Regions from separate parts of the Homo sapiens genome. Here regions 2 and 3 are each linked to region 1. A link is a loop called in an ENCODE intact Hi-C map of the cell type or tissue named here. Cell type or tissue: OCI-LY7. All regions are shown on one strand. Links, peaks and the distances in the headings refer to the core of each region. The heading gives the core; the rest is flanking DNA.

Region 1 (10,006 bases), core at 2,832-7,831:
TGAGTAGCTAGGATTACAGGTGTGCACCACCACACACAGCTAATTTTTGTATTTTTAGTAGAGATGGGATTTCACCATGTTGGCCAGGCTGGTCTTGAACTCCTGACCTCAAATGAGCCACTCACCTCAGCCTCCCAAAGTGCTCGGATTACAGGCGTGAGCCACTGTGCCTGGCCAGAATCTTTGAGCCTTTGCAAGTCGAGTGTGGCTGCTTGGGCACTAAGTAGGAACATCAGGGGCTGGATCAGTACCTGGTCAGGAGGGAGGCTATTGACTAGTGATGTCTGTGTCCAGGAAGGGGAAGGTGGCCTTTGATTAGTGATGTCTGCCAGGGGTAAGGTTGGGTAGCCATTGATTCACGATGTCTGCCAGGGGCACAGGAAGGGCTGGGGCTGCCATAGGTTTGCAGATCTGAGATGGAGCCCCAAGGCCCTTCCTGTTCCAGCTGTCTTCCCCTGATACTCTTCTCCCACTGGGGTCCCACAATACCTTTTCTTTAGACCCCATGCTTGGATGCGCTCCATGGGATGCCAGGCTACACACTGGGTGGGTTATAGCTCTTGACCACTCCTTTCCTTGCAGATGGGGTCACCCACTGGAGCCTGTCAAATTCCTGGGACGTGGACAAGGGCACATTCTTGAGCTTCAGTGACAGGGTCTCTCAGTCAGGTACTGGCCACCCCAGCTCCCGGGTGCCTGCCTTGGCCATACCTCCATGCACTGGGTCCATGTCCCTGTGTCAAAAGTCCCCAGTGGGCCTCTTCCATTGCAGTGGTCTCGGCCGAGGTGGAAATGACAGCCTACGCCCTTCTGACCTACACTCTGCTGGGTGACGTGGCTGCCGCCCTGCCTGTGGTGAAGTGGCTGTCCCAGCAGCGAAATGCACTTGGGGGCTTCTCCTCCACTCAGGCGAGCCGGGCAGGGCCAGAGGGAGGGGCTCAGGGCTGGGTGGGTGGGGTCCCTGCAGTCCTTGTTTTGAGCTCTGAGGTGGCCAGGCAGTCTGGCCCCTTCTCACCTTATGGAGCCCCAAAGAGGGCAGGGGTTGGGGGTGAGGGACAGATGCCCCTGGATCCCCCATGGGAGCCCAGCCTCTGCCTCTGGGGACACACCAACCTGGCTGTCCTGAGGCCCCCAGTGCCATGGGTGTCTGCACTGGGTCCAGTCTCTATTCCAGCCCCGTTGGTGCCTGTTTTAGGCTAGGCTTCCAAGACGGGGTTCAGGGGACCACTGGCCAACTCAGTCTCAGGGTTGATGGCCGTCTCCTCCTCCATCCCCAGGACACCTGCGTGGCTCTGCAGGCCTTGGCTGAATATGCCATCTTGTCCTATGCTGGAGGCATCAACCTCACTGTCTCCCTGGCCTCCACCAACCTGGACTACCAGGAAACCTTCGAGCTGCACAGGACCAACCAGAAGGTTCTGCAGACAGCAGCGGTGCGTGTTCCTGGGATGAGGGTTTGGGGGTTGTTGGAGGAGGGGTCAGCAGGGCCTCACGGTGACTTCTGTCTCCAGATCCCCAGCCTCCCCACGGGGCTGTTTGTGAGTGCCAAGGGGGACGGCTGCTGCCTGATGCAGGTGAGGTTTTGGGGAGCACGAGGTGATCTTGGGCTTGTCCTCCTGTGCCCCATTCCCTCCAATCACACAGTGGAACCCCAGGGACCCCCAGAGGGTTCTGAACTCAGCAGCATGCCAGACTGCAGGACAGGTTTTCAGCCTTCTAATACTGCCCAAGGCAGGTGGCCATGGGTCCTCTCAGGTGTGCCACCCCCACACCTGAGAGGGTCCATTTGACCCTCAGTCCAGGGATCTCTGACCCATTGACTCAAGCAGATTTGCCTAAGGGCTCGAGGTCATTCCCCCTGCTGTGGCCTGGATTTAGCCCCAGACCAGGCTGGGGCAGGTGCATGTCACGGGTTCTGACTGGCAGTCAGAGGGCAAGTTTCCCGCGATGACTCTCGCTAGCCTCCGTTTTCTGATCTCTAAAATGGGAGCTCAGATAACACTGTGGATGAGAGGGAGACCCCTAGACTCAGACATAGCTGAGCACAGCTCTGCACCCCAGATCCATAAAACTGGTCTGATGATTGTACCTACACCCGCTTCAGTGATTTCAAGGCTAAAACGAATAACGGTAGTCTCTAAAACTGTCATGGATGTCATTGTCCTCATAATTCTGGCTGTTCCCACCTCCCCACTGCCCTTCTCCTCCCCTACCCTGCACCTGTTATGGAGGGCCCAGGTCCCTAAGCCTCCATCCTCCAACACCCCCCAGATTGATGTCACCTACAATGTGCCTGACCCGGTGGCCAAGCCAGCTTTCCAGCTGCTCGTAAGCCTCCAGGAGCCTGAGGCCCAGGGACGCCCGCCCCCCATGCCTGCCTCCGCAGCTGAGGGTTCCCGAGGAGACTGGCCCCCAGCTGACGATGATGACCCAGCGGCCGATCAGCATCACCAGGAATACAAGGTGATGCTGGAGGTGTGCACCAGGTAAGGCCACCTGCCCTGCTGGCGTGGGCATCCCAGGAGGGTGCAATGTGCGGAGAGGATGGCCTCCTGGGACCAGGAGGAGCTTCCGGCTCCAGGCACTCAGTGGTGGTTTTTGTTTTGTTTTGTTTTTTTGAGACAGAGTCTCACCCTGTCGCCCAGGCTGGAGTGCAATGGTGCGATCTCGGCTCACTGCAACCTCTGCCTCCTGGGTTCAAATGGTTCTCCTGTCTCAGCCTCCCGAGTAGCTGGGACTACAGGTGCCCGCCATCATGCCCAACTAACTTTTTTGTCTTTTTAGTAGATACAGGGTTTCACCATGTTGGCCAGGCTGGTCTCGAACTCCTGACCTCGTGATCTGCCCGCCTCAGCCCCCCAAAGTGCTGGGATTACAGGTGTGAGCCACCTCGCCCAGCCAGTTTTTGAAATGAATGAAAGAAAAGCAAATGGACACAGAAGACTCCAGTATGGTCGGGGCGGGTGGGCTGGATGGGGACAGCGATGTGTGGCTGGGACACTGGTCCCTGCCCGATAACACCAGCACCAGACCCCTTGGTTTCCAAGAGTGAGCCTGGGACCCGGCCGCAGCGGGCCCTCACCCTAAGAAGATGTTTGTTGCCATGGTGATGGATGCTTGTCACCATGGCGACGATTGGTGGGTGAGTGGTTGCCATGACACTCGCAGCCCATCAGAGCCGCTACCCCGGTAACGGCTGCCCTGACCTTGACTCTCAGCCCGAATGTGTCCAAGTTCCCCATCTCAGAAAGTTCTGGAAATCAGAGTCCAGCTTGGTGCACTCCCCGCAGCTGCAAGCTCCACTCTGAATGTTGGCTTCCTCTTCCTTGTCCCCAACGCCCTATAGGAAGCGCCTGGCATATTGCAGGCTCCAGAGAGTGCCCAGTTACCTCCCTCCCCGCCCCACCATGTTACAGAAGGAGAAACTGAGGCCGGAGCTAGGGGGTTGATTTCCCAGAGTCTCCTGCAGGGTGGCAGTGTTGAAGCACCTGAGCTGTGGCTGCTCTGTGCAACCATGTCCAGAGTGGGGTCGCCAGCTGCTTCCCAGGCTGGGGACACAGAGTGAAGTCCAGGACAGAACACAATGCTTAGTCAAGAGACCTGGTCAGGCCTAGAGCCCTTGGCAAGGCCCTTTCCCTCTGGTCTCAGTGTCCCTGCTGTAAAATAGGTTGACTGAGTTGACCGAGCCAAGGATGTGTGTGCTGTTGGCCTGCCGGCCAGGCCCCAGGGCAGGCTTCCTGGGACATCAGCTGTGTGGGCTCCAGGGGGAGAGGGGACCTTGAATTCCACCTCTGGGCTTGAGCTCTAGGGCCTCTCTCTCTCCCCTGTTGTTGGAAGGTGGCTGCATGCAGGGTCTTCCAATATGGCTGTCCTGGAGGTGCCCCTGCTGTCAGGCTTCCGGGCAGACATCGAGAGCCTGGAGCAGGTGAGGCAGCGCCGGTGAGCAGCGGTGGGCAGGGATCTCTGAACAATAGGTAGGGCTTAGGCACCCAGGGTCAGGCTGGCTGGCAGTCCAGACCTTTGTAAAATGCTATGGGTATTCTTTTCTTCCCTCTCCCTCTCCCCCTCCCCCTTCCCCTCCCCCTCCCCTTTTACCCTGTTTCTCTTTCTTTTTTTTGACATAGTCTTGCTCTGTTGCCCAGGCTACAGTGTAATGATCTGATCTTGGCTCAAATTCCCAGTGGAGCCTTGAACTTCCAGGCTCAAGTAATCCTCCCACCTCAGCCTCCCGAGTAGCTGGGACTACAAGCATGCACTACCATGCCCTGCTAATTTTTGTATTTGTGGCAGAGACAGGGTTTCGCCATGTTGCCCAGGCTGGTCTCAAACTCCTGGGCTCAAGCAATCCTCCCGCCTCAGCCTCACAAAGTGCTGGGGTTACAGACATGAGCCACTATGCCCAGCCCCTTTTTTCCTCCCCTTTCTGGGCAAAAATGGCCCATCTGTCTACTGAGGAGTAGATGGGGTGAGGTGGGGGCTGCTCCAACAGGTGGATCTCCCATGCGGCCACTGTCACTATTATTATTATTATTATTATTTGAGATGGAGTTTTGCTCTTGTTGCCCAGGCTGTGCAATGGCACAATCTCAGCTCACTGCAACCTCCACCTCCCCGGTTCAAGCAATTCTCCTGCCTCAGTCTCCTAAGTAGCTGGGATTACAGGCATGCACCACCACGCCCAGCTAATTTTTTTGTATTGAGTAGAGATGGAGTTTCTCCATGTTGGTCAGGCTGGTCTCAAACTCCTGACCTCGGGTGATCAGCCCACCTCAGCCTTCCAAAGTGCTGGGATTACAGATGTGAGCCACAGCACCGGGCCCACTGTCACACTATTATAAATGCCACCTAGAACTTCAGCAAAGTTCCATGTGCTTTGGCCCTGGGTGGGGAGCCATGGGGTATTCTCAATCCACATTCTGCCGAGACCAGCTGTCACCCTCACAACCCTAAGACAGACCAGTGCCATGTCCCCATTTTGTACAGGAAGGAAGAGGGACATGGGGGTGGGGATTGCTGCCCGGCTCTGGCTGGGGGAGAAAGAGGACCAAGAAGCGAGGGTTTCAGGGACCAAAGGAGGTCTGCAGTGTGGGGAGGGTGGAACAGGAAAGCTGGGCCTATTGTCACCTCCCCTCCAAGGAGGCTGCACGGAGCACCAGGGGATGAGGATGTGGTCAATTCAGAGGCCTTGGAGTGGGTGTGGATTTTTTTAAATCAAAAACTGAAAAAAAAAAAAAAATCCCAGGCTGGGAGGGGAACTTGAACAGTGCAGCTGAGACACCAGCAGGCGGCAGGGCTCAGCCGGGCACCTCTTTGGCCACGGAGAAGCCTGACCTGGGCTTGGGGCTGGGTTGAGGGAGTGTATAGGGAGGCGAGGCAGGTGCTCCCAGCGGGGATAGCCATCCTTGAGCGTCCTCTCCTGGGTGCTGAGAGGCTGGCAGGGCCTGGGGAGCACTGACCAGCACCCAGACCCCAGCCCATGGTAACTTGTGGGCAAGTCCAAGCATCCCACTGACCACTGCCCCCAGGGGATGGGAGAGGAAGCAAGTAGAGAGTCTGAGGACCCTGACTTCTGGCTTCCTCTGCAGCTGCTCCTTGACAAGCACATGGGGATGAAGAGGTATGAAGTGGCTGGACGCCGAGTGCTCTTCTACTTTGATGAGGTACCACCAGCCGGGGTTGGTGGAGGAGGCTTCCCTGGTGTGCATGTTGGTGAGGGTGCACCGGTCACTGCCTGGTGTGGCTCCCTGCAAGTATCTTGTACCATAAAAAAGACACTGGGGCCGGGCATGGTGGCTCATGCCTGTAATCCCAGCACTTTGGGAAGCCGAGGTGGGAGGATCACTTGAGCTCAGGGGTTCGAGACCAGCCTGGGCAACATGGCGAGACCCCATCTTTACAAAAAATATAAAAAAGTGCCCAGGCCCTTTGGCTTACGCCTGCAATCCCATCACTTTGGGAGACTGAGGCAGGTGGATCACCTGAGATCAGGAGTTCAAGACCAGCCTGGCCAACATGACAGAACCCTGTCTCTACAAAAAACACAAAAATTAGCCAGGTGTGATGGCACGCTACTGTAATCCCAGCTATTTGGGAGGCTGAGGCAGGAGAGTCGTTTGAACCTGGGAGGCGGAGGTTGTGGTGACCTGAGATTGTGCCACTGCACTCCAGCTTGGGTGACAGAGCAAGACCTGCAAGACCTTGTCTAAAAAAAAACAAAAAAAAATAAGACACTGGGAGAATAAATTCCAGGCAGAGTTGGCCATGCTGACAGCTCTGTGCCCTCGGCTGATGGCAGTTGGTAGAAAAAGCAGGGAGGGGCCGCAGTGGATATTATCCATCTGTAGGAAGGAGCGAAGCATTGATCCATGCTACAGCATGGATGAACCTCAGAAACATGATGCTGAGTGAAAGAAGCCAGACACAAAAGGCCACAGAGTACATGATTCCATTGACATGAAATGCCCAGAACAGGCAAATCCGTAGAGTTGGAAAGATTTGTGGTTGCCAGGGGCTGGGGGAGTGGGGAGTGAGTGCTGATGGCGATGGGGTTTCTTTGGGGGAGAAAGAAACCGTTCTGTAACTAGACAGAGGTGATGATTGCACAGTATCGTGAATGTGCTGACTCCCACCCACACATGCTCAGCCATGCGTGCACACACACAAAAAGGAGTGGTGTTTCAGAGGCCACCTGAGACGTTTTCCCAGTGGGATGGAAGGACCCAAAGAATAAAAAATGGGACCGAGGCGGATCACTTGAGGGCAGGAGTTGGAGACCAGCCTGGCCAACATGGTGAAACTCCGTCTTGATCAAAAATACAAAAAATTAGCAGGGTGCGGTGGTGGGCGCCTGTTATCCCAGCTACTTGGGAGGCTGAGGCAGGAGAATCATTTGAACCCAGGAGGCCGAGCTTGCAGTGAGCCGAGATCACGCCACTGCACTCCAGCCTGGGCAACAGCGCGAGACTCTGTCTCAGGAAAAAAAAAAAAAAAGAAAAGTAAAAGAAAAAAAGAAAATGGGATCACGTTTCTTCTGTGTTTCACGCGTCCTGGGTATCCCTGAAATCAGCCAGTTCTGGGCCTGAGCTCAGCGCCCCGGGCCTCCTGGCCCGGGTCGAGCCTGCGCCCGCCGCTGCCCCACAGATCCCCAGCCGGTGCCTGACGTGCGTGCGGTTCCGTGCTCTCCGGGAGTGCGTGGTGGGCAGGACGTCGGCGCTGCCAGTCTCCGTGTACGACTACTACGAACCCGGTAGGCCCGCGCGCCCGCACCCCCGGCCCGGCCCGGTCCCTGACCCGTCGCGCCTGCACTTGGTCACCCGCCACCCTCGTCCCGTAGCCTTCGAGGCCACTCGCTTCTACAACGTCAGCACCCACAGCCCACTCGCCCGGGAACTGTGCGCCGGACCCGCGTGCAACGAAGTGGAGCGCGCCCCTGCCCGGGGCCCGGGTGAGTGCGCGGAGCCACTGCCGCCCCCCACCGCGGCCTGCCACACCCCGACTCCCACCCTCGGACGCCAGGGAGGGCTCCCCTGGGGGCTTGGCAGAGGAGGGGCCAACGTAAAGTCAGGAGAACGCAGCATAGAGGTGGGCGGGCGCTCTGCCTGTACGGGGGAGGCGGGGCTGGAGGAGCGGTCAGCGGGGAGGGGCGTGGCTGGGGGAGTGGTAAGTGCGGAAGGGAAGTGGCTGGGGAATGGTCAGTATACTGGGGGCAGGGCCGAGCCAGTGAGGGTGTGGTCACTGTGGTGGGGACTGGGCGCAATGGGTTGAGGGTGGTCAGTGTGGTGAGGGCGGGGTCGAGCGGCGAGGGGGAGGTGAGTGCGGAGGGTGCGGGGTTGAGGGCGGGTGTGTTCAGTGCGGGGGGCGGGGCCGAACGGGGTGGGTGTGGTCAGTGCGAAGGGGACGGGGTTGAGAGTGGATGTGGTTAGTGCTGAGGGGATGAGGTTGCGGTGGGTGTGGTCAGTGCGGGGGGCGGGGTCGAGGGTGGGTGCGGTCAGCGCTGAGGGGCGGGATTTGTGGTGGGTGTGGTCAGTGCGGAGGGGGCGGGGTTAAGAGTGGTCAGGACGGAGGGGGCGGGGTTGAGGGTAGGTGTGGTCACCGCGGAGGGGGCGGGGTTGAGGATAGGAGCGGTCAGTGCGGTGGGGGTGGGGTTGGGGTGGGTGTGGTCAGTGCGGAGGAGGCGCGGCAGGGGACGGGGCTGTTGTTGCAGGGCGGCCCAGACAGGACGCCCTGTCTCCTTTCTCTCCTACAACCGCTTTTTAAAAGTCTGTTTCTGTTTTTGTAAGTATTAGGCAAATACCTGCGTGAAATTCCATAAGGCCAGGGCTCAGGACCTCCCATTAACTGTCGCGCCCCAAGACCCACCGAGGGGGTAGTGGGCCCGGGACCCAGGGACATCTTCCCCACCCCCAGGTTCTGTGGGGGCGCGGGCAAGGTTCAGGGTGGGGGGTCTGTCGAGCCTGCCTCGTCCCCCAGGCTGGTTCCCCGGCGAGTCGGGCCCTGCCGTGGCCCCTGAGGAGGGGGCGGCGATCGCGCGATGCGGCTGCGACCACGACTGCGGCGCCCAGGGGAACCCGGTGTGCGGCTCCGACGGGGTGGTCTACGCCAGCGCCTGCCGCCTGCGGGAGGCCGCCTGCCGCCAGGCCGCGCCCCTGGAGCCCGCGCCTCCCAGCTGCTGCGCCCTCGGTGAGGACCCTACCCCCCGCCTAGCCTCGGGGACACCATCGCTGCTGCTCTGGGCCACGGATCTCCTCCCCTCGGCCCTTGGGTCCCCTCCCCGCCACGCCCTCCCGACCGAGGCCCCCTTCCTTCCAGAGCAGCGGCTGCCGGCCTCGTCGTCCTCCACCTACGGGGATGACCTGGCTTCTGTGGCCCCGGGGCCTTTACAGCAGGACGTGAAGCTGAATGGAGCCGGCCTTGAGGTGGAGGACTCAGACCCTGAGCCTGAAGGGGAGGCGGAGGACAGGTAACAGCTGGGCCCACCCCAGAGATAAGAGACATAGGCTCAATATCTCCCCACCTCCCTCCCCTACCAACCTCCCCCGACGACCTGCCCCGACTCCTCCGCCCCGCCCCGACCCCCCACTGGCAGTGGGAGTGACTCAGGGTCAGAGGCTCAGAGTTCCTGGGGACAAAGTGGGACATTCATCCTCCCTCCACCCTGGCCCACGCAACACCCACCAGCGAACAGCTGTGCGCGGGCGCACGCGCGCGTGTGTGTGTGTGTGTGTGTGTGTGCGTGCGCGCGCGCGCGCGCATACGGGTCAAGGATCCCTTATCCGAAATGCTGGGGGGACCAGCAGTGTTTCGGATTTCAGATTTTTTCACATTTCAGAATGCTTGCATTATATAGTTAGCTAAGGTTCAGCATCCCTAATCTAAAAATCTGAAATGCCCCAATGAGCATTGCCTTTGAGCACGTCAAGTCGCTGCTCAAAAAGACTTGGATTTTGGAACATTTCAGATTTAGGATTTTTGGACTAGGGAAGTTTTGCCTGTAGTTAACAGTGTGCGGTTTCCTCATGGGCAGATTTGTGTAATCTCAACCATAGTCAACAAACAGCCCATCTGCACAGGATCCTTCCAGCTGCTCTTCCATAACTTCATCTCTCCCCTCAACACCTGCAACCACTAAGCCATTTTCCCCCTACCCGTCTGTAATTTTGTTATTTTGAGAATGCCAGGTAAATGGAATCAGAGCGGATAATCTTTGGAGCATGATTCCCTTGCATTCACCTGTGTTGTTTCGTGTATCCATAGTTTATTCTTTTTTTAATCTGGGCTCACTGCAATCTCCGCCTCCTGGGTTCAAGCGATTCTCCTGTCTCAGCCTCCCCAGAAGCTGGGATTACAGGGGCCCGCCACCATGCCCGGCTAATTTTTTTTGTATTTTTAGTAGAGGTGGGGTTTCACCATGTTGGCCAGGCTGGTCTTGAACTCTTGACCTCAGGTGATCCACCCGCGTTGGCCTCCCAAAGCGCTGGTATTGCAGGCATGAGCCACCATGCCAGGC
Region 2 (9,928 bases), core at 11-5,010, 350 kb before region 1:
ACAGTCCCCTCCAGCGAGGGCTGGGGCTAGTCACCTTCCGACCCACACGCTGTCCCTGGACTTGGGCCAACTTTGAAGAAAGCAGGGAAATGGAGGCAGACCACCTTGCTCGTGTTGGGGTGGGGCAGAGAAGCTGAATTTCTTCCCTGTACCCTGCCGAGCCCCAGAGTCTAAGACCTGAGTTCCTGGTCCCACCAGGTTGCCTGTGGAGGGGCAAAGGGAGCCAAGGTCACATGTGGGAGGACGGAGACAGGTTCCCAGGCTGCCCCAGCAGGATCTGGCCATTCCCACGGGTGCCCCCTCAGCAGATGGGCCTAGGCCCCTTTGTCCCTGGTTTGCGGCCGCCGCAAGGTCAAATGTTACTGCAGGGCCGCGGGCAGGGGTCAGGGAGGCGGGGTAGAGCCTTGATCCACCCCCAGGCGGGCCCCAGGGGGCACAGGGGTGGCCAGGCTACTGGAAGGGGGTGGGGCAGCCTTTGGGACTGGAACTACTGGAGTTTCTGGGATCTGCGATGGTCTTTCTTCCCCCATCTCCCACCCAGCTCTCAGCTGCCTCGCAAGACTTGTCTCCCCCAAACCTAGTTCTTTGCTCCCTCCCCTTCACAATCCCCTCAAGATTCCTTGAGTCTTCTCTCCCTCTTCTTTTTTTTTTTTTTTTTGAGACAGGGTCTTGCTCACGCTGGAGTGGAGTGACGTGACGTGATTATAACCCACTGCAGCCTTGAACACCTGGGCTCAAGACGGGTCTCACTTTATTGCCCCGGCTGGTCTTGAACTCCTGGTCTCAAGAGATCCTCCTGACTTGGCCTCCCAAAGTGTTGGGATTACAGGCGTGAGCCACAGCGCCTGTCTCTCATCTAAATCTCTTTTCAATCCCTTCTGAGACCTCCACCCCAATGCTCCCCACCAAAGATCCTAGCAGGTCCAGGCAAGGGGCCTAGGATCCCTGCCCTCATCCCAAATTACCAGTCACATTCCCATGCAGCCTCAGAACCAAAGGGTCGTCTCTGCCCACCCACGCCTTCCTCTCTCCCAGCAGGGATTACATCAGGCTGTGGGCAGAACCCGACTCTAGACCTCGGGAAGTCCTTGCTCATGTCTAATCCTAGTCCTTCCTGCTTTTCGTGTTTACTAACGCCTCCTCCTCCACCTCCCAGGCAGCCAGAACGTCCCTGGAGCAGGTTGAGAGGCCCAGGGCTGGGTGTGCCTGGCTCTCCCAGAACCTCAGTTTCTTTTTAAGTGTTGTAAGATCTCTAAGAATCTTTCCCCCTACTCCAGGGAGGGCAATTCTTCAAGTCTCATCAGGGCTCTGGGAGGCAGAGGAGGGGGTGCGCAGAAGGCACTGTCCTGGCCAGAGCTCTCAGAGGCCCAGCTGCATGCTCTGGTGTCCAGCTCTGGGCTCAGGGCGGGGTGGGACCACAGTCTGGGTGGCTGGGGCTGCAAGACTCCGAGGTGAAAGGTCACTCCTGGAAGGGCTTGTCCAGCCGGTTAAAGGTTAACCTGCCCAGAGCCAGAGGCTCGCCAGCCCGGGCCTCGCATACAAAGGGTGCTTAATAAATGCTGGTCGGGCGGGCCCCAGCCCCGGTACTGGGGGATGGGGTGAGTTGGAGGTGGCGGCAGCTGCGAGGCTCCAGGGCGCCTGGAAGAGACATCTGCAGTCCAGCCGGCCGCCAGGCCAAGCCCTTTCTGCAAAGCACAGAAAGAAAAGGAAATTAAAAGGGAAAAAGGGGCAGGCCCCCAGACAGGGCATGCCTGTCGCCTCCAGCCGCGCGGGGCGGGTGGGCGCCCTGCCCCCGGAGGCCAGAAATTCTGCAGAGGGGCCCCCTGACCTCGCGGCCCCGGCCAGCCGGTCTCAGACCACAACATCCCTTCCCCCTGGAGATTCCGGGCACCAGGTGTTAACCCGAGCAGAGAAAGGGTGGGGTGGGGGTCAGACGCGGCGACTTTCTGGAAGAGGAAGCAAACACAATCTAGGGTGTGTGTGTGTGTGTGTGTGTGTGTGTGTGTGTGTGTGTCTGTCTGTCTCGCGCGCGCGTGTGTCTTGCGCAGGGGCGTACCCCCCCCCCGGGTGCCACTGGCCCCCCATCATTGCTTTGCCAGGAACTGTGGGGTGGGGAGAGGTTCCGAGGGGCGCCTCGAGGGTGATCGAGCGACCCAACGTCCAAGGCCAGAGGTGGAGGGGAGGGCCTTGGAGAGACATCTTGGCGAGGCTCAAGGAAGGGCAGAGGGCAGGCGCGGCTGAGGCTCCCGCCGCGGCCCGGCAGGGGTTAAGGCCCGAGCTGGGCGAGGGCGAGGGCGGGGGTGCGGGGGGAGGGGCAGAGGGAGGCGGGGGAGGGTCAGGCCCCGCGGCCCAGCGCTCGGCCCCCGTCCCTCCCGCCGGCCCGTTCGCCCGGCGCCGCGCGCGGCCACCCATGCCCTTATAAGGGCGGCCGTCGCCGGGGCAACGAGCGCCCGCCCCCAGCCCGCGGCGCGCGCCCCTGCCCCCGCCCCCGCCCCCCGCCCGCCCCGCGAATGGAACGCTGTGTGTCAAACCGGCCGCAGCGCGAGGCCGGCGCGCGGGGTCGGTGGCGGTGGCGGCGGCGAGAGCGAGGCTTGGGCCCAGGCGCAGGCCCAGGCCAGGCAGGAGCGGCCGCAGCGGGGGCGGCAGCTCCAGAGGCGCCGGCCCAGCGGCCCTGCAGGCCCGGAGCGGCAGCCGCGGGCGCCGGGGGACCCAGGGGGCGCGGCGATCAGCCCCGGCGCGCACCCGCCGCCCCTCCCCCCCCGCCACGGGCGGCCGCGCAACTTGCGGCCAAACTTTCCCCCCGGCCTCCCGCGCTCGGATGGCGGCCCGCTGAGTTGGCCGCAGCCCCCGGGCGAGCGGCGGCCAGGCCAGAGGACGCCCCCTGCGCGGCTCGGGCCGGGCCATGGCCCGCGCGCCCCCGCCGGGGCCCCAGGGCGGCGGGACGCGAGTCCTCTGGGCCCCCGGCCCGCGCCTCTAGCGTGCCCCTCCCGGCCCCGGGCCCGGCCCCGCGCACGCGTGGGAAAGTTGGCCTGGAACCGGCCCGACCAGTTCCGCCCGGGCGCGAGGACCGGCCGCAGGAAGTTGCTGCAAAACTTTTTTGGGGGGTGCAGCCCGTGCCCCCCGCGCGCCGGGGCCGAATGCGCGCCGCGTAGGGTCCCCCGGGCCGAGAGGGGTGCCCGGAGGGAAGAGCGCGGTGGGGGCGCCCCGGCCCCGCTGCCCTGGGGCTATGGCCATGGTGACCGGCGGCTGGGGCGGCCCCGGCGGCGACACGAACGGCGTGGACAAGGCGGGCGGCTACCCGCGCGCGGCCGAGGACGACTCGGCCTCGCCCCCCGGTGCCGCCAGCGACGCCGAGCCGGGCGACGAGGAGCGGCCGGGGCTGCAGGTGGACTGCGTGGTGTGCGGGGACAAGTCGAGCGGCAAGCATTACGGTGTCTTCACCTGCGAGGGCTGCAAGAGCTTTTTCAAGCGAAGCATCCGCCGCAACCTCAGCTACACCTGCCGGTGAGCCCCCCATCCGCGCGCCGCCGCCGTGCACCCCGCCCCGACCTGGGGCAGGCCTCTGACCTGCTCGGTCACCTTGGGCCTGGCGCTGACCTTCCCTGGGCCTCCACTGCCCCCTCTGAGATAGGGGCACAGCACCCTCCTCCCGCATTCCATGGCTGGGATTGTGTATACAGTCGGCGCTACATCGTTGCAGGTTCCCCCCCCATCAGGTGGTCCCTGGAGGCTTTTGCCCCAGTTACTTGCTTCTCCTTCCCTCCGCTTTTTCTCTGGGGAGGGGTCATCTCCGCGCTGGGGTGGGGGTAGGGGTGCTGTCAGGGGTGGTAACCCAACCCCAGGGCACCCGTTCTCGGGGATCCCGGCGCGCGGGATGCCCTCGAGGGAATCGAACGTGGAACTTGGACCGTGGAGCTCGCAGCGTCCAGGGGCCATTGTCTGCGGCCGCGCGGATCGATACGGCGCGCCCTTGGGGTCAAATATCACTTCCAAAGTCGCTGTGGCTACGGAGGCGGCAGACGGAGGGAGGCTGGGGTGGCACGGGGCGGCCTTCTTCGCATGAGGGGCCCAGCGGTGGGGGTGGGGGTGGGAGCTGGGCTTGCCCATCTCAGGGAACCCCTCTGGGCTCACTCTGGGCCTTGGGTCACCGGAAATCGCCACTGGAAGGCCGGCAGGGCCACCGGAATTGACTGAAACGTCCCTCTCCCCCAGGGGTGGGTGCAGACCTGGGGCTCCTGGAAAAATCCCTCAAACTTTGGGTGTCTCTGAGACGGGCAGGGAGTGAAACGTTTCCGAGCAGGAGCCTTGGGCTGTCCCAGGTCGGAGACCTCTCTGGCAGGGCGTGGCCTTGCTAGCTGTTCTGGCGGAAGGTCCCCAGGGAAAGCGATCGGGGTTGTCCAGCCCGGGAGTTCTTTTCTCACCGTTCCCGGGCGAGCATCCGATCTGTCCGTTTATAAGCCCCTACTCTGCACCCCAGGAACATGCAGGGTCTCTGTGGAGCCCGTCTAGACGGTCTCAGTTCCCAGCTGCCCAAAACAGAGGCCCAAAGGCCCAGAGAGAGGTCCTGGTGCCTGCTTTGCGTTGGACATGGAGGGACGCTGCCCGAGTTGGGGGCACTGTGGGGGAACTGTGGGGCTAGGGTGGGGACCGCTGAGTTCGGATCGGAGTGGCCCCAGGGAGAACGGCTGATGGAAGGCTTGTTGGCTGAGGCCACCAAATAGGGCCCCAGGTACCCGAGGGTGGAGTTTGGCCCCAGGTCCCGGGTCAGGGCTGGCCTGGTGTGGCCATGTGTGGCAGAGCTGCCTTGCTCCCTCCTCCAGCACAAAGTGGGCCACTAGACTTTGGCCTCATTCTTGCTGCTGGAAAACCGCCTGCTCTCTGGTCATATCTTTAGGGAGGGTAAGGGAGGGGGGCTCAGGCAGTTTTGGGGTCCCAGGAGCTTCCTGAGGGTGGTGTCAGGGAGCAGCAATTTTGGGTGGGGGGGGCCTTGCTTGGAGCTGACAGGTTTGTGCTGTGTCAGTTGTGTGACCTGGTGAAATCACCATTCCATTCTGAGCTTCAAATGGATTGAGCAGGGTCTCGCTGGGGCCCAGCCTGGGTAGTTTGATGCCAGCCCCTCCAGAGAGACCCCAGCTCCAAGTCTAGCTCCTGAGAAGCCCCCAGTCTGGAGGAGACACAGTGAGACAGATGCCCCAAGTCTGTGGGATCTGGGGTCCCAGGGAGAGAGCAGAGGCTCTGCCTGGAGGTCAGAGAGGGCTGCCTGGAGGAGGCTAGGGGACATGAGCCTTGAAGCATGGAGTTGGCAGGTGGAAGAAAGGCCACAGGGACATGCCAGAATGTGGTCCAGACAAAACACTTAGTGGCAGACTGGGGGAGCTGTGCTGTAAGAGGGGGACTGTGCAGCCATGGGAGAAGTCAGAGCTAGGTGGGCCTGAAATGCTGGCTGAGGGTAATGGGGAGCCATAGAGGGTGTGTGAGCAGGAGAGGGCTCTGATCAAATTGGACTGGAGGCCAGAAGCCCAGGGAGGAAGCTGAGTTGGGCCATGGGGTTGGGCAAAAAAGCTTGCACTCTTTAGGTGGGATAACAGGAAGAACTTAACTGTTTCCCTCCTTGGAGGGATGGATCTGTCCCAATTCCACAGCTGGGGAAGTTGAGACTGAAGGTTCAGGGCCTCCCCTGAGGTCAGGGGCCCCTGAGCTGGGCCTCTGCCTGCCTGCAGGGCCGCCCCAGGCCAGGCCGTTTCCACCCGGCTGCCCTGGACCCTCCCACCACCCAGCCGCTGGGCTTTGTTCTGGTTCTGCCTGAGCTCCCTCTGCCCTAGTGGGGCCTCTTCCCAGGGGCTCAGTGGCTGGTGCTGCAGGACCCAGGCAGTGGTGGAGGGGGGGTACGGGGGAGTGGGCGCAGATCCTCAGCTTTCCTAAGTTGGGTTCTCCGGCTGGGCTCTGGGTCTTGGCACTGTCCCCCGTGAACCCCTCTGACCCAGTCCATCCCATATGATAGGGCAATATCTGACCTCCCATTTTCAGATGAGGAAACCGAGGCTCAGTGGGGCAGTCGCCACCTGAGGGGCAGGGCTGGGTATCTGCAGCTGAGATTCATCTGTTTTGTTTTGTTTTGTTTTGTTTTTGAGACGGAGTTTCACTCTTGTTGCCCAGGCTGGAGTGCGATGGCGTGATCTCAACTCACTGCAACCTCTGCCTCCCGGGTTCAAGCGGTTCTCCTGCCTCAGCCTCCCAAATAGCTGGGATTACAGGCATGCGCCACCATGCCCGGCTAATTTTGTATTTTTAGTAGAGACAGGTTTTCTCTATGTTGTTCAGGCTGGTCTCAAACTCCCAACCTCAGGTGATCCGCCCGCCTCGGCCTCCCAAAGTGCTGGGATTACAGGCATGAGCCACTGCACCCAGCCTTTTTTTTTTTCTTTTTTTTTGAGACAGAGTCTCACTCTGTCACCCTGGCTGGAATGCAGTGGGTCAATCTTGGCTCACTGCAACCTCCACCTCCCCAGTTCAAGCGATTCTCCTTCCTCAGCCTGCCAAGTAGCTGGGATTACAGGCATGCGCCACCACGCCCAGCTCATTTTTGTATTTTTAGTAGAGACGGGGTTTCACCATGTTGGCCAGGCTGGTCTTGAACTGACCTCAGGTGATCCACCCTCCCCCGCCTCCCAAAGTGCTGGGATTACAGGCGTGAGCCACTGCAGAGATGCATCTGTTTAATTCCCTTAAGTGGTGGTTCTACTCTGTGACTGTCTCTGTGTGTCCCCTGGGTGTCCAGCTGGAACCCCAGGGGTAGTTGCTCCAGGCCCAGGCCTTGGAGAGCCCCCAGCTCCTGGTGGCAAGAGACCAGGGGAGTCCAAGGGCAGGGGCCAAGGGGAGAAGGTTCTGGGGACATTTGAAGAATAAGGCCTGGACCTTCCTGCTTGGGGGCTGACCCAGGATGGGGAGCTCACCACCTCTCAGGGTGGGGCCACCTGTCTCATCCCTGCAAGAGGCAACGGCATTCACTGAGGGCTGACCAGGAAAATCTCCAGCTTGCATAGGGGTTGGGTGGTCCTCTCGGAAGAGCGTAGGTGTGGGGCCTTCAGGGCTGAGGACCAGAGTGACTTTGTTTACTTCCTCATTCCTTGGGGTGGGCATTGTGCGGGTGATAATGCTGGGGCCCCACAATGCTATGACCCCACAGACCACTAGCCCCTGGCCTGACCCCTAGTTAATTCACAAAGTCCAGCTCTCTGACCATGTCCTCTTTGCCTTCACATCTTTTTGGGGACAATGACCCTGCTCAGCCTGACAGTGACCAAATAAAATGAAACTCTTTAGGCCTCCATATTTGTGTATTTCAACCCTTTTGCTCTGGCTGTACCCTCTCTCTGGGATCACCCCGCCATTCACCTGGAGAACTCCTATTCATCCTTCAAAACCCATGCCAATGTGCCCTCCCTGGGGTGTTCATCTGCTTTTCCACAGATTCCTCTTCATCCATCACCACTCATCCGGGTTATCCTGTCTGGTTTGCAGACCTGCAAGCTGAGCTCCTGTACCCCTTTGGGGCTACCTCTCCAGTCTAGAGGGCCCCTACTAGTATTTCTGAGGGGCAGCCTCCAAAGGCGGCTCATAGGCTGGTTCGGGGAGGAGGATATGGGGGTCTCAGGGAGCCCTGGCTTCTGTGTGCCCCCAGGTCCAACCGTGACTGCCAGATCGACCAGCACCACCGGAACCAGTGCCAGTACTGCCGTCTCAAGAAGTGCTTCCGGGTGGGCATGAGGAAGGAGGGTGAGTACGTGCTGGGGACACACTGGGGACGATCACAGCCGCTGGAGCCGGGGTGAACAAACAGCTTCTTCCTCCCCTTTTTCCCCTCCCTTTCACCCCTCCCTTTCACAGGGGTCTGGGTGCCTCACAGGGTGGGGGCCGGCGCCTGCTAACCTCATTACCACTGATCCCTTGATCCCGTGGGCTGCAGTCTGGCCCTAGGCTGGAGGAATCCAATTAGGATCCGTGGCCCCCTGGTTGCTGCCGTGGAGCTGAAGAGGCCAGGGACGCCCCACAAGGGACTTTCCCCAGCCCCATTCTCTTGCAGGAGCTGCCTTCCCCAATTACCCCCGACTCCAGCCTCAGAGGCCAGTTCCCTGGCCCTGACACCTTGGTGACCTCTTGTCTGCTAGCGCGGCCACCGCGTTCTGAACAAGGATTTTTTTTTTTATTTGATTTGTTTCTCCTCCACCCTTCACCCATGCTTTTTGTTTGCCCAAGGCAGGAACTCTGCCCGATTAAGGCAAAGGGCAGCTTACCCTTTCTTCTGACCCCGGGCGCTGGGAGCAAGAGTGAGGCCCAGCTGTCTCTGCTCAGGGGACCCAGGTGGACGGGCGTATTCTGGGCTGCTGGGCCTAGAACTCTGCCAAACCCCCTTAGAATTCAAGTAGAACCCAGAGATTTCTGCATGGATTTCTGGGGTTCAGGAATAGAATCTAGCCTATTGGACGAGATCTCCTGTGCTGGGTTTCAGGTTCCTCTGGGGACTGTGTCGTGGGCCAGGCTGGCAGTTCTTTCTAATGTCTAACCTGAGCCTCCCCTGCTTTGAAGTTTTTTTTTCCTTATTTTCTTTATTTATTTTTATTTTTATTTGAGATGGAGTCTCGCTCCATCTTCCAGGCTGGAGTGCAGTGGTGTGATCTCAGCTCACTGCAGCCTCCGCCTCCCGGGTTCAAGTGATTGTCCTGCCTCAGCCTCCCGAGTAGCTGGGACTACAGATACGGGCCAACACGCCCAGCTAATTTTTTTTTTTTTTCTGAGACTGAGTCTTGCTCTGTCGCCCAGGCTGGAGTGCAGTGGCATGATCTCGGCTCACTGCAGGCTCCGCCCCCTGGGTTCACGCCATTCTCCTGCCTCAGCCTCCGGAGTAGCTGGGACTACAGGCGCCTGCCATCTCGCCCGGATATTTTTGTATTTTTAGTAGAGACGGGGTTTCACCATGTTAGCCAGGATGGTCTCGATCTCCTGACCTCGTGATCTGCCTGCCTCAGCCTCCCAAAGTGCTGGGATTACAGGCGTAAGCCACCGCGCCCGGCACGCCCACCTAATTTTTGTATTTTGTTTTGTTTTGTTTTTGAGACAGAGTCTCGCTCTGTTGCCAGGCTGGAGTGCTGTGGTGCCATCTCGGCTCACTGCAACCTCTGACTCCCTGGTTCAAGCGATTCTCCTGCCTCAGCCTCCTGAGTAGCTGGGATTACAGGCACATGCCACCACGCCCAGCTAATTTTTGTATTTTTAATAGAGATGGAGTTTCACTATGTTGGCCAGGATGGTCTCGATCTCCTGATCTCGTGATCTGCCCGCCTCGGCCTCCCAAAGTGTTGGGATTACAGGCGTGAGTCACCGCGCCTGGCCTAATTTTTGTATTTTTAATAGAGATGGTGTTTCACCGTGTTGGCCAGGCTGGAGTCTCCAACTCCTGACCCCAGGTGATCCGCTCGCCTCAGCCTCCCAAAGTGCTCGGATTATAGGCATGAGCCACCCCACCCGGCAGCTTTTTTTATTTTCTAGAGACAGAGTCCCACTATGTTGCCCAGGCTGGTCTCGAACTCCTAGCTTGAAGCGACCCTCCCACCTTGGCCTCCCAAACTACTGGGATTACAGGAATGAGCCACCATACTTGGCGTAAAGCTGTTGTTTTTTGGTCTAGGCCTTGGTGGGAGAAGCTGAGAGAGGCAGCTGAGGGGCTTTCTTTTAAAACTGATCACTCCCTGTGGCCCTTTTAAGTTTGGGGGTAACTTTCTTGTCCCTGCCCCCATAACATGGATTTTGCCTCTACTTGTCTATTTTACCTAAAATCCTCATATATCTCAAGTCATGGCCTCAGAGCAAACAGCCTCGCCAGAAGTCTCCAAAAGCCTCGGGTGGAAATATTTATGATGACAGCTCATGC
Region 3 (10,006 bases), core at 3,203-8,202, 310 kb after region 1:
CAGAGCCACCAGGGGCTGCCTAGCCTTTAGTGGGAAAGGAAGGAAGTGGTTGATTTGGCTCTCGGCGGCAAGTGGCCTCAGGAGCCCTGGTGGCCCTTGAGTGTGCCCTCACTGTAGCCAGCAGATAACACAGGCTTCTACCAGCAAGCTTCCACTCTCCCTGCCTTGCCACACTGTGCCGCCACTATATGGATAATCCTGTCACTGAGTTAACCACAGTGGATTGTTAGGTTTAATTTCCACATTGCTTTAATTCGTGGCTTTGCAAAAATCTCATGTGGCTTCCCTTCTCCCTCCTTATATAACAATTTGGAATAGCTTTAGGATTGCCAAGAAGGTAAACTGGAGAAAATTTGTGTGGTCATAGTAACTTCCAGGACCTCTGCATTGAAAACGAAGGCTCTCTCAAAACACGTTGAGCCTTGCTGAGCAAACATGTTTGCCTGAGAGAGAGCAGCAGAGCCAGTGCCACCATTGACCACAGCTTTGGAGGGACAGGAGAGGTGGCCTTCTGTCTAGCAGCATCTCCAGGACCCACTCAGAGATGGCACCCTTGACCTGGACTTTGATGAAGCTTTGTGAGGACCACCAAGAGTCACTGTGTTCTCATGATCCTCTGGGATGGCCAGTGCAGGTGACAGCTGACAACGGGACAAAGCGTGTTTGCTCTCTAGGTGTTGACTTGCCACAGAGGGAGACCCCTGAGATGTTTGTGATATTGGAGTGAACATGGTGGCCAGCAACCGTGGATGAGGGACTTCATCCACCCATCATTTGGCATGTATCAAGTCCCTGCTAGTTGCCAGGCACTGTTCTAGGCACTTAGGAGGCAACAGTGAACAAAACCAAGGTCCCTGCACCTGAGGAGCAGACCTGCAGGTGGAGGCTGGACCACATGTGAGAAAGCGGGTGTGTTGCAGGCAGTGAGGGCTAAAGAAAGTCTGAGCAGATGTGTGGGCAGGTGGGAGGAAGAGCTCTGTGAGCCAGATGACCAGGGGAGGAGCTCCCTCATGCCTCCCTGCCTCTCCCTTGCTGGAAAGGGCTTGCTTTCCAGACCCAGTGAATGGTGAGGTGGTGATTTGGCCCTGTCCTCTGCACAGCCTGGGCCAGAGGGTGCCGATGAAATATGCAGTGACTTCGGATAGGCACCTCGGCATCAGGTTGTTGGGTCTATGAGATGTCACTGAGGGCCGTAGGAGGATTTCTTCTTTTCTCCTTGCAGGCTGTGGGCTGGTGGCCCTCCTGGGGACCAGGTGCTGGTGTCTGGATTGGTGGGCATCAGTTGCCTGCTTGGCCCACCTACAGAGTCGGCGCCAGCCAAGCAGGGCAGAATTCGGCCAGTCCTGTGGGAGGTTTGGCTGTGAGTTGGGGGTGGTGGTGCAACTTGTTATTTTCGTTGACTTGTGTTTTTAAAACAGAGGGTTGAGTGATGCCGCCTTTGGAACAGTTGCATTCCAGGGCAGTGGTTTGTAAGGCAGTTGATTGGAACCAAGACAGCCATCATCTGCCCTTAGAAAATGTCCCCAGTTGCAATAACTGGTCATCGGTCCAGCCCGCAGAAGCTACTCAGGTCCTTATTGGAGCTGAAGTGGAATTATCTTAGAAACACCGGCTTTGAGGTTTAGAAGAAGGGGGTGCCGTTTTGACCAGGAGCTCTGGGAGCCAAGTGGATGAAGGTGGGGACACTGGTTATGAAGCTGGTGACAGGCTCCACATGTCATGCCTAGGCGAGCGGGTGAGACCTGCTGCTGCTGAACTTTGTTTGGAAGGGACATGTGTGGCGTGATTTGCTAACATCCTCTGGGAGCTCCCCAGCCTCTGCCAGATGCCATTGTCCCTGACAGTGGCCATTGCTGGTTGGTGGCGGTACGTCCCCCACCAGCCTGGATATTTCCTGTCCTTTCATCCTGTTGTGGTTTGTCTGGACCCTGTCACACCACCATCGGGAGAGGCTTTCTCTGAGATTGGCATGGGACGGGACAGGGCCCCACAGCTGTGCCTGGTGGGCTCTGTGGGGTCGTGGTATGGACTCTGCAGTCCCCTCCTGCAGATGGAACTTGGGCACATCACACCCCCTCAGGGTTTACAGTTGTCAGAGGGATTGGATGAGTCACACCTGGGAGGGACTCTGGAAAGCAGGGTGCAGGTGGTGCCAGGAGTGTTACCAGGGAGCCTCTGATTGGCTGGCCACAGAAGTAGGGGTCAGGGCTGCAGCTGGGCACATGGTGCCAAGCAGAGCCCACAGCCTTGGGTGCCTCTGCCCATCATCCCTGTGGGGCTGGGCCTCCTTGAGGGCTTGTTGGAATGCAGCTTCTGATGCAGGAGGTCTAGGGGGGATGGGGATGGGGATTGTGCGTTTCAAAGCAGCTCCCTGGTGATGCCCGTGCTGTTGACCCCTAGGCCACACTTGAATAGGAAGGATCTAGATCAGCTCTCTAGCGGGGAAAGTCAGGATTTCAGACAGATTTCTCACTCTAGGAGCTTAATTCCCATAGGAGAAAACCATGCGGAATTAGGAGGGAAAAGACTCTGTCAGACGCACCGTGGCTACTTTCAGGTCAGGAGGATGGATCCAGCATCATTGCTTGCACCATGTTTTGGGGAGAGCAGACTGTCGTTTGCCCAAGACTTTGCAGATGTCTGCAGCCGCTGGCCTTTTCTCGAGTGTAGGAAGTTGGTTCCTTCACCTGGGTCTCCAGTGAAGTATGACCAAACCCTATAGGTAGGCATACAAGGGGGTGTGTGTGTAAGTTCAGCCTTGGGAAGTGGCTTGGTGGCTGCTTGGCATTTTATTTCACAGCTCATAGGACACTGTGACCCAGCTTCAGCTACAGCTTTTTTCCAAAGCTACAATTAGGATGCCTAATCAGTGCAGTGCACAAGTGTTTGTGGGTGCATACAGAATGTCCCAGAAGGAAAAAGCAGGTGCCTACTGATGCCTGCAGGAGTCTGGTCTGAGATGGGGAGTGCATTGTGTGCATTCTCAAGTGTATCTTTCAGTCCTTACAGTCCCTCTGAGATCCTAGGCGTGACAGTCATTCTCCTTCTACTGAGGAGAGAAGGAGCCTCCCCAAAGGGCCCACCCTCCTTCCCCAGGGAGGACAAACCCAGGTGGCATCTGGTTCCCCTCTCTAACAAAGAAGCAGTCCTTCTCTCTGCCTGCCATCCCTCCTACTTTTCCTAGGACCTGCTGCATCTGTCTGCCTCCATGGGTGTTTTTTTAATAGCTTTATTTATTTATTTATTTATTTATTTATTTATTTATTTATTTATTTTATTTTATTTTGAGAAAGTCTCTCTCTGTGGCCCAGGCTGGAGTGCAGTGGTGCAATCTCAGCTCACTGCAACCTCCACCTCCCGGGTTCAAGTGATTCTCATGCGTCAGCCTCCCAAGTAGCTGGGATTACAGGTGCCTGCCACCACGCCTGGCTAATTTTTTTGTATTTTTAGTAGAGACAGGGTTTCGCCATGTTGCCCAGGCTGGTCTCAAACTCCTGGCCTCAGGTGATCCACCTGCCTCCACCTCCCAAAGTGCTTGGATTACAGGTGTGAGCCGCTGTGCCTGACATTAATAGCTTTATTGAGATATAATTGACATACAATAAACTGCGCATAGCAGAAGTATATAATTTGATAAATTTTAACTTGTAAGTACATCAGTAACACCAACACCACAATCAAGGTAGCAAAGAAAGGGAGCTGAAATTAAAGCAAGGGAGGCAGATAACATTTGAAAATGTGTGTAATCAACCATATTACAAGGCCAGAAATGAAAAGCCTTATAATCATCCCAGTACATGCAGGAAAAGCATGTGACAAAATCAGACATCTATTCCTGATAAAACCTCTCAGCAAACTAGGAGTAGAAGAGGCATTTCTTCACTGTCCTTTTCCGCTGTATAGATGTGCAGATTTGCCTCATCCTAAAGTGTCCTGTGTCACAGTGGAGCAGGGAGGCAGGTGTGTGCTGGCTGCATGGGGTAGCAGGTTAGGTTAGTAACGAATCTGTGGCCAGCTGGCACCCTGGCTTCTTGGATGGGAAAGTGGCTTAATACCTGTTGGGGGTGGAGGGGGCGTATCTGTGGTCTCAGGGGAGACCATGGTGTGGCAAGACCCCAGTGCCCTGCAGGGTGCTGGCACCATGCCCAGTGGGTGCTGCCTGCCTGCCTCTTTCCAGTAGCATTAGTGCTCACTTCTTCCTGGGGACACTCATCTGTTGAGTACTCCTGCCGGGGAAGCTTCAGAGTGCCCTTGTCCTCCTCAGTCCCATCCAGGGCAGGAGAGTGCAGACACGTTTCTCAGTGAGCAGTGAAGTGCAGTGCACATTGCATCACTGTGTGTTGTAGAGGTGGCCAGGGCTTGTGTTGAAGCTGTTTTCAGACCTTGTTCTGTGGGGCTCTCAGAGGGTCTGGGCCGTGGGGAACGAGGGGCTGCTTTGCCAACACCTCCCCCTCCTCCACAACCCTGACAGCTTCACCATCTGTTTCTGTAGGATGAGGTGGCCTCTAAGATCATGGAATTCACACACAGTAGGTTATTTTTAACAACCTTTGTAAATATAGTCTAGAAAATATACATCTAGAAAAGTGTACAAGTCCCAAGTTTTACAGCTGAATGAACATTTATGAACACATCTGAGAACCCCAGTCCACCCAGGTTAAGGAACAGAGCCTTTCCCCTGAAGCCATCTTCAACGTCCTCTCCTAGTCATTCTCTGCCTGCCACTACCCTGACTGCTCTCACCATCTAGAAGTCTTGCCTGCTTTTGACCTTTTAATCCAGGACAAAAAAAAAATGTGTTTTTTTGTGTTTGGCTCTTTGACTCAACGTTGTTTTGAGATTTGTCTTTGAGGTTATGTGTAGCAGCAGTTTGTTCATCCAACATTGAATGGACAGACCATGATTTATTTATTCGGTGTTCTGTTGGTGGCTGCGTGGGCTGTTTTCAGTTGGGGCTGTTCTGATACAGCTGCTCTGAGTGCATTTCTGTAGGTGCTGCTTGGAGTGGAATTGCTGGATCATAGCGTGAGTGTCCATCCTTAAATGGTGGTTACCATGGGATCCACAGAGTCACCAGACTCTTTCTTGGGTGACAGTGTCCTTGGTTCTCTGCACCGTGGCCCTCGTTGCAGGAATGCCCAATGAGAAGGCCCCTGTGCCCACTCCTGTCCCTCCAGCTCCACACAGAGCCCAGGAGCTGTGGGGGAAGGGGTGGCCCTGGACCTGAGCCAAGTGTAGTCCTCCCCTGGGGTTTCCTGGCAGCCTGGGTGAGAGCCTCAGTGGTGGCATTTTATCTGTTGCTTCTGTTCTTGACCTTGGCTGTCTCTGTCTACTCCTCCGGGTCAGTACACAGGGATCCTAACGCCCCCTCCCAGCATCCAGCGGGCCCAGAGTTTGGTAGAGCACCTGTGTGCAGTCGGTGCTCAGAGAGCATTTGATGACTTGTCTCGGGGAATTCTAGAAGGTCACTAGTTCTCAGGATCTTACAGCAGCCCAATTGGACAGGCAGGCGGGGGGCTGCTCTCCTTCGGCTTCCTCTCTCAATGGGCCTCTGAGGCTGCCTCCAGGCACCGTGCTGGGCACTGCCCTGCCTGAATGGATCTTACAGACCACAGAGCAGCCCAGCAGAAAGTGCAGTGTGCGGGTCCTCGTGGCCTGGCCCCTGGGGGCGTGGTCTCCAGCACACCATTCATGCTCTACAGACACCATCTTGTGGTTTTCTCATGCTCTCAGAGGAGGAACTGGGCTCCAGTCAGTGATAGGTCTTGCTTGCGTCAGTGCTGGAGGCCAGGTGCGGTCCCCTGCTACAGCTATGCGCGGCTCAACCATCAGGTCCTTGTCTGCCCAGCCTCAGCTAGGATCTTCCAGGCGGCGGCACAGGGTGCGCTGTTGTGTGCATCTCTGTGCTTGGCAGTCTCTTGAAGGTTGTTCCCTGTTGATTCCTGAAAAGCTGGCTCGTTCTTATTTGGGCTCTGTCTTTGGCGGAACATATATGGGCCGAGCACTGTGTGTGTGTTTCCCCCGAGGATGTTGGGTCATTTCCAGTCTTCTGCAGCTGGCATTCTTATCAGCTGCTCCTAGAAGAGAGAGGCTGAGAGGGAGAAGCCCCCACCCAGCGTGCTATCACCAGGACTCCGCTTGGCTTCCCACTGCTCCAGTTCTATCCGCGTAGCAACGAGTCAATTTACAGATGAGCTTTGAGAGCTCTTGTGCCTTCACAAAGGGCCAAATGGCAGTAAGAATCGTAAGTTCTGCAGACCTGAAGCAGAGGTCAGGAGAGTCTAGGTTGGTAGTTTGGTTGGGAAGAGCTGCTAAAAACAGAAAGTGGGAGGGAAGGACGCTGTGGGGGCAGTGGCTGTGGAGAGCAGCGCTGCCTGCCTCCTGGCTTCATCTGCAAGTTTCCCTCGCTGCAGAAGTCAGGCATGCCTACTGATGGAGCTCCTACTTCTGCCCCAAGCCCTGGGCTTCCTCTTTCTGAGTTGCTCATGGGGTTCAGTCAGGGCTCCGCGTGCTGCCTGTACTCAGGTGGCATTTCCCGTCCCCCGGGCTGAGTTGTAGCATGCAATTGCATACTTGCCCAAGCATTACAGGAGCTGTGGCTGCAGGACAGGGAGGGCCACATGGACATGACAGACCACTCAGGTGGCCGGCTGCTCCTGGGAGTAGCAGGAGGGCCCCAGCAGGAAGTGCTTTTCAAGTGGTGAGCTTGGTGGCTGTGGCCGAGACATGCACCTTCCCGTCATTGTTCCTCCCAGTGTCATTCTTCCTCTGAGAAGCTGTGAACTTGAGGCTTTGCCCCTGGGGTTTGAGGCTCCCATGAGGTCCCCTCAGAGGAAGGTGCCTTCACTGGGCAGAGCCTGGTGGACCTGCACCAGCCCCATGAGGCTGAGCGGAGAGTGCAGGGTGGGGCCCGCCTGAGGGTAAGCACAGCAGCACCCCTCAGGGCTGCGCTTTCCAGAGCTGAGAGGGAGGGCAGAGCTGGGGTCTTGGGGTGGAGGTGGGGTGGGGATGCAGGTGCCGCCTCTTGTACTGACTTGCACCAGAGGCAGTTTGGCTCCCAGCTGCCTGGGAACACGTGCGGAGTTTGTCAGAAGCAGGAAGACTTGGTGTGGCGGGAACCAAATCACAGACACACACTCTCCCAGCAAAGCCCTGTTTGATTCACCCGTGTGTCCTCAGCAGACACGACTGTGTGTTGGGGGTTGGGGGGTGGGCGAGGTGACTCAGCCGCGGACGGCATTAGAATGCTTAGCACATTGAAGGCAGACTGTCTGTTTCTGGGTGCCATCTGTGGCATGTTTGGGTTTGGAAGGACAGCTTGCTTGCTGATGAACACTTCCACAGTCTTTTGAGCTAAGTAGTTTTTGTAAATTACTGTCTAGACCATTCTGCATTAAAAAAAAAAAAAAAACCCGACAACATCCCCATTGTTGTTTTTAAAGTGAACCGGTTTTTACAGGTGCTTTGCCACTGAGGCCTCAGCAGGGGCTGTTTTGAGCCCAAGGAGCAGGTTATGTGGGCTGTGGGGCACAGGTGCGGGCCCACAGGCTGCCAGGGCAGTGCCGCCCACCGTCCAGGGTGGTCAGGAAGGCTGGCCGGACACCGAGGTGGGGGAGTGCAGAACTGCAGTCTGTGCTCCATGTGCACTGTTCCCAGGGCCAGCCCGGTGGGGAGTGGGCTCCAGTGCCATCTGAAGCCCTGCTGTGGTGGCCCGTGCATGCCTGGGTCACCCTGGTCCTGCCTCTCAGGCATCCTGGGGACAAGGCATAGACAACACGGAGACCGTGGAGGTGGCCCTGTGTGGGTTCAAGGAACTGTTTGTAACCTGTGCATTTCACTGCAGGAGCACGTCAGGAGAGTCTTTACAGAGTGCCGACATCACCACAGGCTGGTGGCACCTGGTACCCTTCACCCCACCTACTCAAAGCACCAGATGGGCCCTGTGTGTTTGGTAGCCATGTCAGGCTAGTGGAAGGCCAGGCCTCACCATCTTCTAGCTGTGTGGTCTACCCGGGACCTCCATTACCTTCCTGGCCCTCAGTTACCTTATCTGTAGAGTGCGCTTGTGAGGATGACGTGAAAGAACTTGGCACAAGGGCAACCCACCAGTGATGGTCCTGTGCGAGTTGTGCCCGGTTGGGCCTGCCCAGGCTCAGCACCCTTGGGACTATTGGTTGGTCAGACCTTGGGCAGCACAGGGTTTCCCCTTTGCTACCACAGCTGCATTCCCAAGAGGCTGGGGATCTCAGGCGGGGTGGGAACAGTTCAGATGTGGAGAAAATGGAGAGGCAAGCCAAGGGGCTGCTGGGACTCAAAACTCAGTCTCAGTTCCTTGTTTCAGACCAGGGCTGGAAATCCCCAGCAGTAATTACTCAGGGCCTGAGGGTTTTACTTACACACCCCTGTAATAAAGCGAGGAAGAGGTTGGCCAGTAGCGGGTCCACTCCACTGAACAGGCCCCAGCTTTGCACTCAGACCCAGTGATCCTCTTCACAGAAGAAAAACTCGGACACATGCCGTGGCCCAATTAAAATATTTGCCGACAGGAGTTTGGTTTGAAAGGTGATTCCACGCACCCTGTCGTAGGTGGGTTTTCAGAAGAGTCTAGTCTTCCGGACTCCGGAGGGGTCAGAGGTGTCACTGGGTTTCACAGGGCCACAGAGGAGTGCTGCTGGCTGGCCTTTGAGGGAAACCTGGAAAGAAAGTTCTGAGTGGCTGTGTCCTGTGGCTCAGCTGTGCCCAGAGCCATAGGATGTGGATCGCAGATGGGAGGGAGGTGGTGCTGACTGGGGCTGGGCAGGTCCTGGAGTGACGGCTGTCCCTTCCCTGGGTTACTGCTGGCTCATTGTTATGTTTCTCCCCTTCTGGAAGAGAGTGACCTAGCCCCCACCCCTTCTTGCCAAGTCCTCCCTCCTGGTCTGGGCCACTTGAGGGCCTGTCCTCTCTGTGGTGGTGGCTGTCCTGGGCTCCTTCCTGGTACAGGTCAGGCCTCTCCCTGCAGGAAGGAACTGTCGACCTAGCGTGTGCCCCTGGTTCGGGCTCTCTGTGGTTTCCTTTAGAAGAGAGGCGTGAGGACACCTGAGAGTCGGACCGGGATGGACAGCTGGCATGGGTACTCAGAGCTCCCCTCTCCAGCCCCAGGGGTGCCTGCTGTTTCTGCACCAGGTCTGTTAAGCAGCAGCCCAGTACCAGAGTAGGGGAGCTTGGTGAGGGGCTCCTGGGGTCTCACCAGATAGATGGTGTTGTGCAGTTCAAATCAGTTAGGAGGCCTGAGACTTGAGACAGGCTCACGTGGAGGGAGGTGGCATCCTACCCAGCCCTCGGCCCTTGCTGCCCCACTCAGGGGCCAGATGGTGGACAGTGAAGCCACTATGAGGAGTTGGAAACAGCTATTTGCTCACTTCCCCTTTAGATGGCTGCCAGTCCTTCTAGATCAGTGAACTCTCCCAAACAAATGCTAGGAAATAGATGTATTTTCTCATCTTTATTTGTGAGAAATTTCAAGCATAAAAGTAGAGAAAGGTAACCATCCTGCTTCAGTAGATAGCTGCTTACAGCCATGTGACTTTGTTTCACCCATCCCCCTCCTGTCACTCACCCTAGGGGATGATTCTGTAGCAAATTCCAGATTGTATTATTTCTTCAGGAAAGTGTCACTGAAAGACGAGGATGCGTGGTGGGTCTTTAATAGCTCACACGGAGCGTGGTGTGCTGTGAAGTCGCATACAGGGTTCCCCACTGCTCCCAGGGTGTGGGAGAATGAGGTGTCTCACGCAGCTCCAGGCGCCTGACCCAGGCTGCTTCTGAGGGGTGCTGGCCCCTCCCTCAGGCTGTCTCTGTGCGTGTCCAGCCCCGCCTCCTTCCTCACATTTCCTGTGAGCTGAACAGCACATGTCACCAGTTAGGCTGGCTGGAATTGTGGCTTAGCACAGGCTATGGGGCTCTCTGGGGACAAAGGTGCCAGCCTTTCCGGAAGCCTTTCTTTTTTTTGTTTTGTTTTTTGTTT

Evidence for each region. Peaks named below come from ENCODE experiments on the same cell type or tissue, not always from the same donor. Only the 100,000 strongest peaks of a DNase experiment are listed, where the experiment ranks them.
Region 2: a loop joins it to region 1, with 4 times the contacts of the local background. A loop is called at or near these places in 2 of 110 quality-filtered maps.
Region 3: a loop joins it to region 1, with 6 times the contacts of the local background. A loop is called at or near these places in 3 of 110 quality-filtered maps.

What each region holds. Positions count from the first base shown.
Region 1 is chr19:16,895,129-16,905,134 of GRCh38, reverse strand. It overlaps CPAMD8 (C3 and PZP like alpha-2-macroglobulin domain containing 8), which reads left to right. Exons shown (of 42, transcript NM_015692.5): 31 at 583-669; 32 at 773-909; 33 at 1,278-1,433; 34 at 1,512-1,574; 35 at 2,272-2,486; 36 at 3,838-3,925; 37 at 5,586-5,660; 38 at 7,141-7,246; 39 at 7,334-7,444; 40 at 8,470-8,679; 41 at 8,809-8,959. Among named protein-coding and RNA genes, the nearest start is that of F2RL3, 11 kb to the right of the region's middle. RefSeq lists silencers at 7,350-7,869, 7,940-8,159, 8,210-8,289. In OCI-LY7, for the core only: a CTCF peak has its summit at 5,268 (motif pointing right); DNase peaks (open chromatin) are centred at 5,284 and 7,634; H3K4me3 peaks cover 788 bases.
Region 2 is chr19:17,238,519-17,248,446 of GRCh38, reverse strand. NR2F6 (nuclear receptor subfamily 2 group F member 6) reads left to right here and starts at 2,528. Exons shown (of 4, transcript NM_005234.4): 1 at 2,528-3,504; 2 at 7,682-7,776. The coding sequence starts at 3,227. RefSeq lists enhancers at 1-645, 1,595-2,544 and silencers at 1,808-1,887, 2,288-2,537, 2,938-3,097, 3,108-3,177, 9,014-9,192. In OCI-LY7, for the core only: no CTCF peak of the experiment used is centred there; DNase peaks (open chromatin) are centred at 1,916, 2,336, 3,446 and 4,336; H3K4me3 peaks cover 3,471 bases; H3K27ac peaks cover 3,148 bases.
Region 3 is chr19:16,584,318-16,594,323 of GRCh38, reverse strand. All of the region lies in intron 1 of MED26 (mediator complex subunit 26), which reads left to right. Among named protein-coding and RNA genes, the nearest start is that of SLC35E1, 17 kb to the right of the region's middle. RefSeq lists a silencer at 805-864 and enhancers at 4,975-5,024, 5,235-5,404, 5,655-5,724, 5,895-5,944, 7,985-8,034 and 4 more. In OCI-LY7, for the core only: no CTCF peak of the experiment used is centred there; DNase peaks (open chromatin) are centred at 5,753, 6,503, 7,053, 7,483 and 2 weaker places; H3K4me3 peaks cover 4,673 bases; H3K27ac peaks cover 4,846 bases.